Regions from separate parts of the Homo sapiens genome. Here region 2 is linked to region 1. The links are chromatin contacts, found by Hi-C or POLR2A ChIA-PET in ENCODE. All regions are on one chromosome and are shown on one strand. Each heading gives the region's core, a stretch centred on a gene start or an enhancer-like site at or near the end of the contact. The rest is flanking DNA. Distances are from core to core; before and after follow the strand shown. Region 1 has its middle 35 kb from the start of LINC00520. Region 2 has its middle 93 kb from the start of LINC00520.

Region 1 (5,511 bases), core at 2,072-4,571:
TAACCATGGTGTCAGGAAGGTGGCTTGAAGTAGACCTTCAAGGAAAGTGATAGTATACCCTTTGAAAGTAACTTGCTCAGGTCACAGAGCTATAATTGGCCACTCTGAGCCAGATAGAACCTGCGTGCTCTATCTCACAGGACTATCTGAAATACCTCTCAGAACTGTCCATCTGGGGAAAGAAAAAAGGGAACATCTATCTGTTGGTTTATTTGCCCTATGGTCAAGTGTTGCTCTGCAAAGTGTTAATTCCCCTGCGCTTCTGGGTTGCTCTTATCTGAATCCATCCTTCCTGGCTAGTCCCAGGGTGGGACATGAAAAGCTTGTAGAGGAGAGGTGCTATCAGGTCATGCCTGCTTGAGCTGGTCAAAACCTAGACAGAACTGGTCACTGAGGATGGATAAGAGGTGAGGCAGGGAAGATTAGGAGTTGTGTACAAGAAATATTCTATATATTTGAACTAGAATGCAAATCTGGCTGGTTCCAGACAGAACATCCTGTGCAGCTGAGACTTCTTTTATTTCTAAAGACTTTTCAATGTATATTTCCTCCAAAGCTTATATTCTTTTCATCATAGCCCACGGGGTAGGCTGCCATGATTGTTCCTGCTTGAGTCACATGATACCTCTAGAACAATCACTGTGGCCAGGGAGGCATGTTCTATAAAATGACCGCTGCTCTCTTTAAAATCATGTTTGGAGCTTAGCGAAAGGTACATTTCTCAGAAGACAAAACAGTGGATGTCTCTTGTGATAGCAAATAATAATAATAGTTATCAAAACCTCTGATTCAAAGGCTCATGGTGCTTTCAGTTTTACTTAAAGCTCAGTTTTCATAGGAACTCGGTGAGATAGGTAGAAAATATTTCATACAAGAGATAAAGAAGATCGGTGCCTCTTTGGAAAAAAGCCTCTAAAATATTTGTGGGATCTCCCTGGTCTCTCCCCTCTACTAAGTGCACAGAGAAAGAACACCTTGAGTATTGCATCCAGAAGGCTAGGCAGAGTTGGTATTATTTGAAGCAAATTGGAAAGGAATTTCAGAGATAAAGACTTAAGAATAGTTTTAATGGCTTTATTCCACAACAGCCTTCCAACATAGATTCAATTCAGTGTTGCCCAGTGGATTACAAATTTGAATGAAACTCAAAGGAATCATTCCACTAAATGGATTGAGACATTCTAGCCAAAGGATGTGGGCTTATTGCAGAGTCCCCTTGCCATGGGTGGAATGGCAGAGCATGCCATTTCTGAGCTTTCTCTACCTGGCACCTTTGTTCATCACACTTAGAACTTCTTTGGTTGGTGAGATGTGGACACTCAAAATCCTCTGGCCTGTTTTAATTGGACCTTTAATTTCATTCTTTGTCCTGGTTAATTTTGCTAAATAAACCAAGGCAAGCAGGTGGCTTCATGTGGTTACTATTGTTACTATTAAAAGCTATGATTAAGACAGCTCTGCACACCTAGTTTTAAACTCAGGCCTGACTATCCTACTTTCCTAACTCCATCCCAAATCCTTTGTAAGACTTATTTATTTATTTTTATTTATGTATTTTTTTTTTGTAAAACAAACAGGATGGACAGCTGCACTCAAATTTGTATTTTGGATAGATTCACATCATTTTCTCAAGTAAAAAGCACATGCTTTCAGTACATTTTCTTTTTTTCTCCCTTTTTTCCCCCTGGTGCTGGAGTTCATAGAATTCTAATTCACATAAGTTTTAATATTTCACCCAGCTGGACTGTGTGTTAGGGGCTAAGTTTTCCTTTCCCCTCATCTCAACATTTGTCTTTGACTCCTCCATTTGCATCTCTGTCTCTCTGGATTTTTCTTTCTCTATTCAGGCCTTTCTCCATAAATTTTCCTGTAGAACATAAAGGAAAAGACAAATTCCTGATTTGACTTTCGGTGCTGGGGTATTGTCAGAGACATTTGAACCAGAGTGATTGCATCCTGAATAGGGGTAAAATGAGTCTGAGACCTACTGGGCTGCATTCCCAGGAGGTTGGGCATTCTGTCACAGGATGAGATAGGATATTGGCACAAGGTACAGGTCTCAAAGACCTTGCTGATGAAACAGAGTGGGGTAAAGAAGTCGGCCAAAATCCACCAAAACCAAGATGGTGATGAAAGTGACCTCTGGTCATCCTCTTTGATCATTATATGCTAATTACAATGCCTTAGCATGCTAAAAGACACTCCCACCAGTGCCATGACAGTTTACAAATGCCATGGCAACGTCAGGAATTGACCCTATATGGTCTAAAAAGGGGAGTAATCCTCAGTTCTGGGATTTGCCCAACCTTTTCCCAGAAAACTCATGAATAATCCACTCCTTGTTTGACATATAATCAAGGAAAAAGCATAAAAATAGCCAATCAGCAGCCCTCAGGGCTGCTCCATGGAGTATCCATTCTTTTATTCCTTTACTTTCCTCATAAACTAACTCTCACTTTACTGTATGGATTCAACCTGAATTCTTTGTTGCATGAGATTCAAGAACCCTCTCTTGGGGTCTGGATTGGGACCTCTTTCCAGTAACAGTATGAAGGTGGGGGAAAAAGGCCCCATCTCAGAATAAAGAAATAATAAATAAGGGATAGATGGTAAGAAATTCTGGAATTCTGGGGGTAGGTTTTGGAAATTTTTTCCCTAGAAGAGGGTAAGGATCAGCATGTTGAAGCCAGCTCCAACTCCAAGTTCAGTAATGTCATTTTGATAACTTGAAATTGGCCATAGTGAAAGTACACCACCCAAATTGACATACATTACAGGTCTCTCTGGAATGCTGATTGTTAAACATTTACTAATGAATCATAGGCATTTCCATAGAGTGTGTTTGCGTTATTACAGCTAGGAGGCCTGGGTTATGTTTTCCTAGTAGACTTTATGTAAAAAGCCCATTTGTTCCATTGCCCCTCCCCATATCAGGTTCATTGGGTGAGGTGCCAAAGGCTTTGTACCAGGTGTCTGGAAGGTAGTGTTCCGATCCAAGCTGCTCTTCTGCCTGGAACTGTCTTCCTCAGGTAACAGCTTGGCTCTCATTGCTTCCTCCTTCTCTTCCAGTCTTTATCAAAAGCCACCATCTCAGTGAGGTCTTTCCTGACCACCCATTTGTCCCTGCAACATGTTCATCACTGCACATCCTGTCCCACTTTCTCTGGGCTTTTCCACGTCCTCTATCATTTTCTAACTATATACTTCATACTATATACTATATTATGTTTATTTTGCATCTCTCCTTCTGGAATTAAGCTCCTCAGCCTCAGAAATCTTTGTTTGCCCACTGGTATATCCCAAGCACCTAGAACAGTGTTCAGCACACAGTACATTCTGAATAAATATTTGTTGAATGAATCAAATAAATAATCCTATCTCTAAACAAACTGGTATTACAATTTGGTGAAAGGTATAGAATGGCAACTCTAGTCTTCTAATCTGCAAAATAATGATGTATTTTGTTTTATTTAAGGGGATTTTTTTTTTTTTTGCTAGAATCAAGTGAGATAATATACAGGAAAGCAGTACTTTAAAATACAAAGAACTTTGTCAAAGTAAAAGGCGTTTGTACTGAATGTAATTGGTTTCTCATAAAAAATAGCCACATTATCTGAACTCTAATTTGATGTTCCTTCAGAGGGTATTACCTCCAGAAGGAAGAAAGGGAGGAAGAAAGGAAGGAAGTGGGAAAGAAAGGAAAGTTAAAGAATAGCAAGAAACAGAATAGGCTGCCCCAGACTGAGCCTGCTCTTGTTAATGTACTACTATTAGGACGATACTATTTTTAAAATGAGGGTTGAAACTGCCCCTCATGCTTGGCTAATGACATGGTTACATCATAAAAAAGTCATTCTTCTCTGGCAATAAAATGCTACTCTTTTAAAATCAAGGGATTCTTATAGAGTAAGAAAAAAATCAGTTGCTTACTGATACCTGGAAAATTAAATTCATTTCACATGGGAGGAAACTTTGCCTTCCAAAGAGCTATTTCTGCATTAGAAGAGAGACTGATTGTGGAGTTCTATGTATTTATGAGATACCTGTGGCACAAAACACTCAGTTGTAATGTGGTTTCATAGAAAAATTATGAAGTAAGTTGCCAAGGAGAACCAAAATCCATCCATCCATCCATCCATCCATCCATCCATCCATCCATCCATCCATCATGGCTAATGTCATGGACTCTAATTCAGAATTTTGGATGTGAATTTTACCTCCATTACTTAATAGCTGTATGATCTTGGGCATGTCTTCTTCACGTAATTTCCTCATCCATAAAATTGGAATAATATTAGTTCTCACCTCATAGGATTGGTCTGTGGATTAAATGAGCTAATATACATAAAGCTCTTAAATAGAGCCTGATATATAATAAGGACTATGTAGGCATTAACTATAACTAATTTAGCCAATATTTATAGAAACCCCACTAGGCGCTTGGTAAAATGAGGCTGAGACTTACTTGGCTGCATTCTCAGATGGTTGAGGCATTCTAAATCACAGGGTGAGACAGGATGTCAGCACAAGATACAAGTCATAAAGACCTTGCTGATAAAACAAGTTGCAGTAAAAAAGCCAGCCAAAACCCACCCAAACCAAGATGACGAGACTGACCTCTGGTTGTCCTAATGACTATACTCCCACCAGCTCCATGACAGTTTACAAATGCCATAGCAACGTCAGGAAGTTACCCTATATGTTCTAAAAAGTGGACCCATGAATAATCCATGTGTTTTTTAGCATATAATCAAGAAATAACCCTAAAAATGGGCAAACAGTAGTCCTCAGGGCTTGTCTATGGAGTAGCCATTCTTTTATTCTTCTACTTTCTTAATAAACTTGCTTTCACTTTACTCTGTGGACTTGCCCTGAATTCTTTCTTGCACAAGATCCAAGAACCCTCTTGGAGTCTGAATTAGGACTCCTTTCCTGTAACAAAGCTATTACTTATAAGTGGCATTTGAAGTGCAGGGCAGTCTTGTGGGGTGGATCCCTCAACCTGCTACTCCAGATAGATAGATAGTGCCAGGTTTGAACTGAATTAGATGACACCCAGCTGGTGTCTGCTGAATTGGTTGGTGTTTGTGGAAAAATCTCACACATGTCGTATCAAAAGTATTGTGTTGAGTGGTGTGTGAGAGTAGGACGTTTTGGTTTTTCCTATCTTTTAACCATCTGAGAATGCAGCCCAGTAGGTTTCAGCCTCATTTTACACAGCTCCTATTCAAGATGGACTTGCTCTGATTCAGACACCTCTGACAGCTTGTCATCTAGTCTCTTGACCTACCAGTTATATATCAGGGTTTCCACAACTGCCTCCTTGGTTTCAATTAATTAGAGCAGCTCACAGAAGTCAGGGAAACACTTGCATTTACCCATTTATTACAAAGGATATTTTGAAGGATACAGATGAACAGCCAGATGGAAGAGATGCATAGGGCAAAGCATATGGGATGGGATTCAGAGCTTCCATACCCTCTGTGGCAGGCTACCCTCAAGGAACTTCCA
Region 2 (5,504 bases), core at 1,472-3,971, 57 kb after region 1:
ATTCCTCTTCTCACTCTATGTTATTGACTCTCTAGCTTGTATATTTCTTGGCTCTGCCTTCTGCTCTTCATCTCCCCCTCCAGCTTCACAATTTCTGTCCTTGTCATTTCTCATCTAGGGACCACAATGTCTTCCAACTGTTCCCTCTGTCTCAGTCTTGATTCCTTTCAATCCATCCTCCATGCTGCTCCCAGAATGATCTTATTCTCCCCTCCAAAGCTGGTAGGTGGCTCACCACCTCCTTAGGAATAAAGCCCTTTGCACATTAGTTTAAAACTTCCAAAGCCCAACTCCTGCTAACAACCACAGTGTCATCTCATTTCACGCTTGATAGAAGTCATCCTTGCACCTTCCTTAATACCTATCTCATGACCTTTCTTGTGCAATGTGCCCTGGGGTTGAAAGGCCTTCTCCTCCTCTCCCTTATTCACTTGATTTGTACCCACCTTCAAATTCATTGAAATCCTTCCTTCTCTTGGAAACCTTCCCTGAGTCCTCCGGCTGACGTGGGCACCCTCTCTCTGTGTGTTCTTACCCCTTCATTAGGCATTCTGTACCCCAGGCTGTCACTGTTAATTGACTCCAGTAGGTGGCAAGTTCTGGAGAACAGGGTTTCTTTCTTATGTTCGTCTGTATACTTAGCACCAAGCACTGGATACACTGGTAACCATCAATACATTTAGCTCAATGAGTGAACAAACTGGTTTTTATGCATTTTGCAGAGAAGCTCTATGAGAAATATAGATCCTGCCAGGCACGGTGGCTGACACCTGTAATCCCAGCACTTTGGGAGGCTGAGATGGGTGGATCACCTGAGGTTGGGAGTTCGAGACCAGCCTGACCAACATGGAGAAACCCCATCTCTACTAAAAATACAAAATTAGCCAGGCATGGTGGTGCATGCCTGTAATCCCAGCTATTCAGGAGGCTGAGGCAGGAAAATTGCTTGAACATGAGAGGTAGAGGTTGCGTTGAGCTGAGATTGTGCCATTGCACTCTAGCCTGGGCAACGAGAGCAAAACTCTGTCTCAAAAAAAAAAAAAAAAAAAAAAAAATATATATATATATATATATATATATAGAGAGAGAGAGAGAGAGAGAGAGAGAGAGAGAGAGAGGGAGAGAGAGATCCATATATACAAACTATGTTTTCATCTTTTTTGTCTTGAAAAATATTATTTATTAATATCCCTTAGGCTGATTACAATAAACATACAGAAAGCCTTGACTGAGTCTCAGCTATGAAGAATAAGACGATAAAATTCACACACACTCGTTAACTAGTATCCTCTCTTAATCTTGAAATTGCATCCTATTAGACAAATGATTTATGTTTACCGTAGGAGTGTAAACAGCTCTCTAATTCATGAATATTAAGCAGCATCTGTATGTCATTTAAATAAGGGAATTACTATCCTGGGAAAGTTAGAAATGGGAAAAGTAAAAACAAAAATGAAAACAAGAAAAAAATTTGGAAGAGCTCAAAAGGTTTGTCTTACCATTGGCATAAATTATAACTCTCATGGAGCAGGAACACTGTCTGGTTCACTTGGCATTCCCAATGCCAAATGCATTGCTTAGCCCAGAATATATGAAGAAGGAAGGAAAGAGAAAAAATAGGAATAAAAGATGATGAAGACTGGATGACATGGGAGCAACAATGGGCACGTTTTAAAAATACACGTGCAGTTTGTTCTTACATGAGACATGCACAGAATTTTCAATGGAAGAGTGGTCACTCAACTTCATACTTAGCCTTTTTTTACCCACCTTTCTACTTCTGGGACAGGAAAAGCCTGAAACTATGCCTCTCAGACTTCTTAGCCAGCTGGCTTACTAGATTCTGCCAATGGGAGGTAGTGATGGGAGACTATCAGCTCCAGGCAGCAGTAGCAGCAATGGAAGCAGCATCAGTGGGCAGCAAGCGCCTCTCCTGGGTTCCTCCTCAGCAGCCAGGTGATTCCTACTGTGGCAGCCAGGAGAGTGCAGTGGACATGAGCCAGGACATCATGTCCCCCTTGCTCTTCTAAGCCCTTTCCACAGTTACTTATCTTTGAGCAATTTTGCAGTTTGGATTTTTGTGCTCCCCAATCCCTCCAACACCCCATGAACCATTTACCTGTATGAAATGCCCTCTGAAATATCTGGAATATTTTCCATTTTCTTGATTAGACACTGGCTGCTCCACAGACATCAACCACCAGACATTGACAAATGCGTAAATTAACATATCCATGTTTGGTTAAAGGTATACAAAGCCTCTTTCAACGGTAAAATGCATTTGAAACCAAATAATACATGAAATAAAGAAGCCAGTTGCTAGCAATGGGTATATTAAGTGTAATCTCTCTTTAATAGTGGGAGATTATTTGATTTTAAATCAGAAAAGGTAAAGAGATGTTAGTAGCCTCAGAGGCCTCTAGACCAGGTCATCTATCAGCCAGTTGTCTGCCTTTGGCAACCACCTCAACTCTTTCTGCCTTAGTTTCACTCTCTGTAAAATGAAAAGGGCCCAATTACAGCTCTCAGTAAGATTCTAAGACTGAAGTGTTGGGGATTTATACCTTTGAATAAAGTCTTCCTTGGACAGCTGGGAGGAAAATCCCGCAGATATAAGGAGACTCTGGGCTTGGCTAGAGCTCCCAGGTAGCCTGAACCTGATATGCATGTCTGTGGGCATCCTGTTAGCACATCAGAACGCCATTCCTTGCCAGAGGTTTGTCTTTGCTGTGCGCCCAGGAATCATTTCAAAAGCTGTGGATGCCAAGTCATTGCCGTGGCAGTGACCTCTCATGACCTTTCCCATTATACTCACAAATGCAATAAAGCAAGTTCATGCAAGGTGCGTATGATGAAATTAATAGCCCTATAACAAATACGAGGATTGTGCCAGGAATCTGTCACATTATTAAATACAAAAGAACATTTGTAGACATTGCAAGCCTGCTTTCTGCTGGTAAGTTTGCTCTGCTATATTATCATTGATTTATGTCTCTTAATGTGTTCCCCAGTCACCATATATATTTTGTTAATATTAATGTATTTATGCATCTTGAAATTGCCTAATTAATCCCTTGCTTTCCCAATGAGTTATGTAAGTTGGTGGATTTATATGATAAATATTATAATGAAGAAAACATAACAATGGAGCATAAAATACTAACTTAATTTACCATACCCATGGCAAAGAAGTTTAGACTATGATCTCCCCTCTGAAATTAACTAATATTTCTTATTGCTTTTCCTAATTAAAACTTATCTCTTTCCTATATCCTAAGGGTACCATTTTTATTCCTGAAAATATGTAGGAGCTACTATGTATCAAGTCACTGTGTTGGGGGTTTTGGAGAATATTAAACTAAGCAATAAACACACTCCCCTCCCTAGGTACTTAATTTTATTTATTTTTTAAATCTAGGACAATGTCTCTCCATTCAGCAACTATTGACATTTGGCATTTGCAGCCAGATAATTTTTTCTTTTCTTTCTTTCTTTTTTTTTTTTTTTTTTGAGATGGGGTCTTGCTCTGTCACCCAGGCTGGAGTACAGTAGCACCATCATGACTCACTGAAGCCTCGACCTCCTGGGCTCAAGCAATCCCCTCACCTCAGCCTCCTGAGTAGCTGGGACTACAGGGGTGCACCACCATGTCTGGCTAATTAAAAAAATTTTAGTAGAGATGGGGTGTTACTATGTTGTCCAGGTTGGCCAGATAATTCTTTGTTATGGGTGCAGGTTCTATGAATTGAAGGATGCTTAGTAACACCCCTGGCCTCTACTCACTATATAGCAATGCACCCCTTTCCAGTTGTGACAACCAAAAATGTCTCCAGACATTGCCAGATGTCCCACAGGGGGACAAAACGGCCACCACCACCTGCCGTTAAGAACCACTGCCCTGGTAGGAGATTTAGGCCTCCATTCAGGCCTCTAGATGGTTAGAGCTCTGCGAGGAGCTCCAGACTGAGCTCCTCACTGCTTTGGTCACCTCTGTCTACTCAGCACTTAGCACAGTGCCCGGCACATCATGGAGCCTAAATAATACTTGTCGAATGTTAGATGAATAAATACACATATCACAATGCAGAATAGGCCAATAGCGAGGTATAAATAGAACACTAGAAGAGTCCAGAAAAGGAATACACTGATACTGGAGGGATAGGGGCCCAGGAAGAAGAATTCCTGGAGGAGAGATTGTGGAAAAATGAGGTTGAGGAAGGCATCTTAAGCAGAAATGCTCTGAGAGTGGATGAGGATGAGCTGGGAGATCAGTCGACCTGGAGTGTAGGGTGGGCAGAAGATCGGTTGAAGATAGGGCAAAAAGAACTTGAACTCAGTTCATGGAAGGTCTGGACATGCAAGTTAAAACCACAGTGAAACGTCACCTCACTCCAGTAAGAATAGCTATCATCAAAAAGACAAAAGATAACAAGCATTGTCAAGGATGTGGAGTAAAGGGTACCCTTACACACTGTTGGTAGGAATATAAATTAGGACAACCATTATGGAAAATAATATAGGGTTCCTCAAAAAGAAAAAAAATGGAACTACCATATCATCCAGCAGTACAACTACTGGGTGTATATTCAAAGGAAATGAAGCCAGTATGTCAAAGTGATATCTGCACCCCTGTATTTATTGCAGCACTATTCACAATAGCCAAGATACGGAATCAACCTAAATGTCTATGTGTGAACACACATGTGAGATGATTAATGGGTATATTATTAATTGTGCTATAGTTTATAAGAGAAGAAGGTTGGAACCAACATAAATGTCCACCCTACGGAATTGGTTAGATACACAACCATAGCAAAGAATAAAGCGGCTGTTCATGTAAATATGGAATGACCACCAAGAGCTATTGTTGAATGAAAGAAGCAAAGTGCCAAACAGTGGCAAAACATGTTACCATTTTCATATCATTATGATAAAAAAATGAAGGATGAAATTTCAGAAAGTGTATTTATAGATGCCTAAAATATTTCTGGAGTGTACACAACTTGATGAAATTGGTTGCTATTGGGAAAGGAATTCAGTTGCTGGAGGTCTGGGGCAAAAGGAGAATTCTTATTATGTATATGCTTTTGAATTCTTTGAATTTAGAACTTGAAAATGTACTACCTATGCAAAGAAATTAAATTTAAAATATTAAAAGTGATTGTCCACAAATGATTTCAGTTCAATTCCTGATATGTTTCTAGGTATAACAACAACAAGAACCAACAACCTCAAGCAAACGTGTTATTTATAACCCAAGCTGCCTTCTAAGGGAAGTCATTGCCCATGGAGAGTGAGTCTCCTTGTTCTGCTGAGCATAGCAATTGTTTCTACACGTGAATTTGGGGGTAGGTGCAGAATTTCTCTGCATAAGAAAGAGATTCTTCCCAGGAGGCGGCGGTTGCTGTAAGCTGAGATCCCGCCATTGCACTCCAGCCTGGGAGACAAGAGCAAAACTCCGTCTAAAAAAAAAAAAAAAGAGGTTCTTAGGTTAATTTAAGGGA

Evidence for each region. A loop is a pair of places that touch in the nucleus more often than their neighbours do. ChIA-PET counts read pairs that join two places held with the same protein, here RNA polymerase II (POLR2A). Pooled maps may share reads with other maps.
Region 2: a loop to region 1 is called in a map of PC-3, with 6 times the contacts of the local background. The contact joins two enhancer-like sites. A Hi-C loop is called at or near these places in 1 of 168 maps with a recorded cell type or tissue (PC-3) and 1 of 50 pooled maps. POLR2A ChIA-PET finds 5 or more read pairs at or near these places in 1 of 52 experiments (BJ).

What each region holds. Positions count from the first base shown.
Region 1 is chr14:55,829,395-55,834,905 of GRCh38, forward strand. No RefSeq gene overlaps it. Among named protein-coding and RNA genes, the nearest start is that of LINC00520, 35 kb to the left of the region's middle. RefSeq lists an enhancer at 2,657-2,951. Within about 2 kb of position 3,322, at least 4 of the 41 ENCODE cell types and tissues checked have a DNase peak (open chromatin) inside an H3K27ac peak, as active enhancers do.
Region 2 is chr14:55,886,535-55,892,038 of GRCh38, forward strand. No RefSeq gene overlaps it. Among named protein-coding and RNA genes, the nearest start is that of LINC00520, 93 kb to the left of the region's middle. Within about 2 kb of position 2,722, at least 3 of the 41 ENCODE cell types and tissues checked have a DNase peak (open chromatin) inside an H3K27ac peak, as active enhancers do.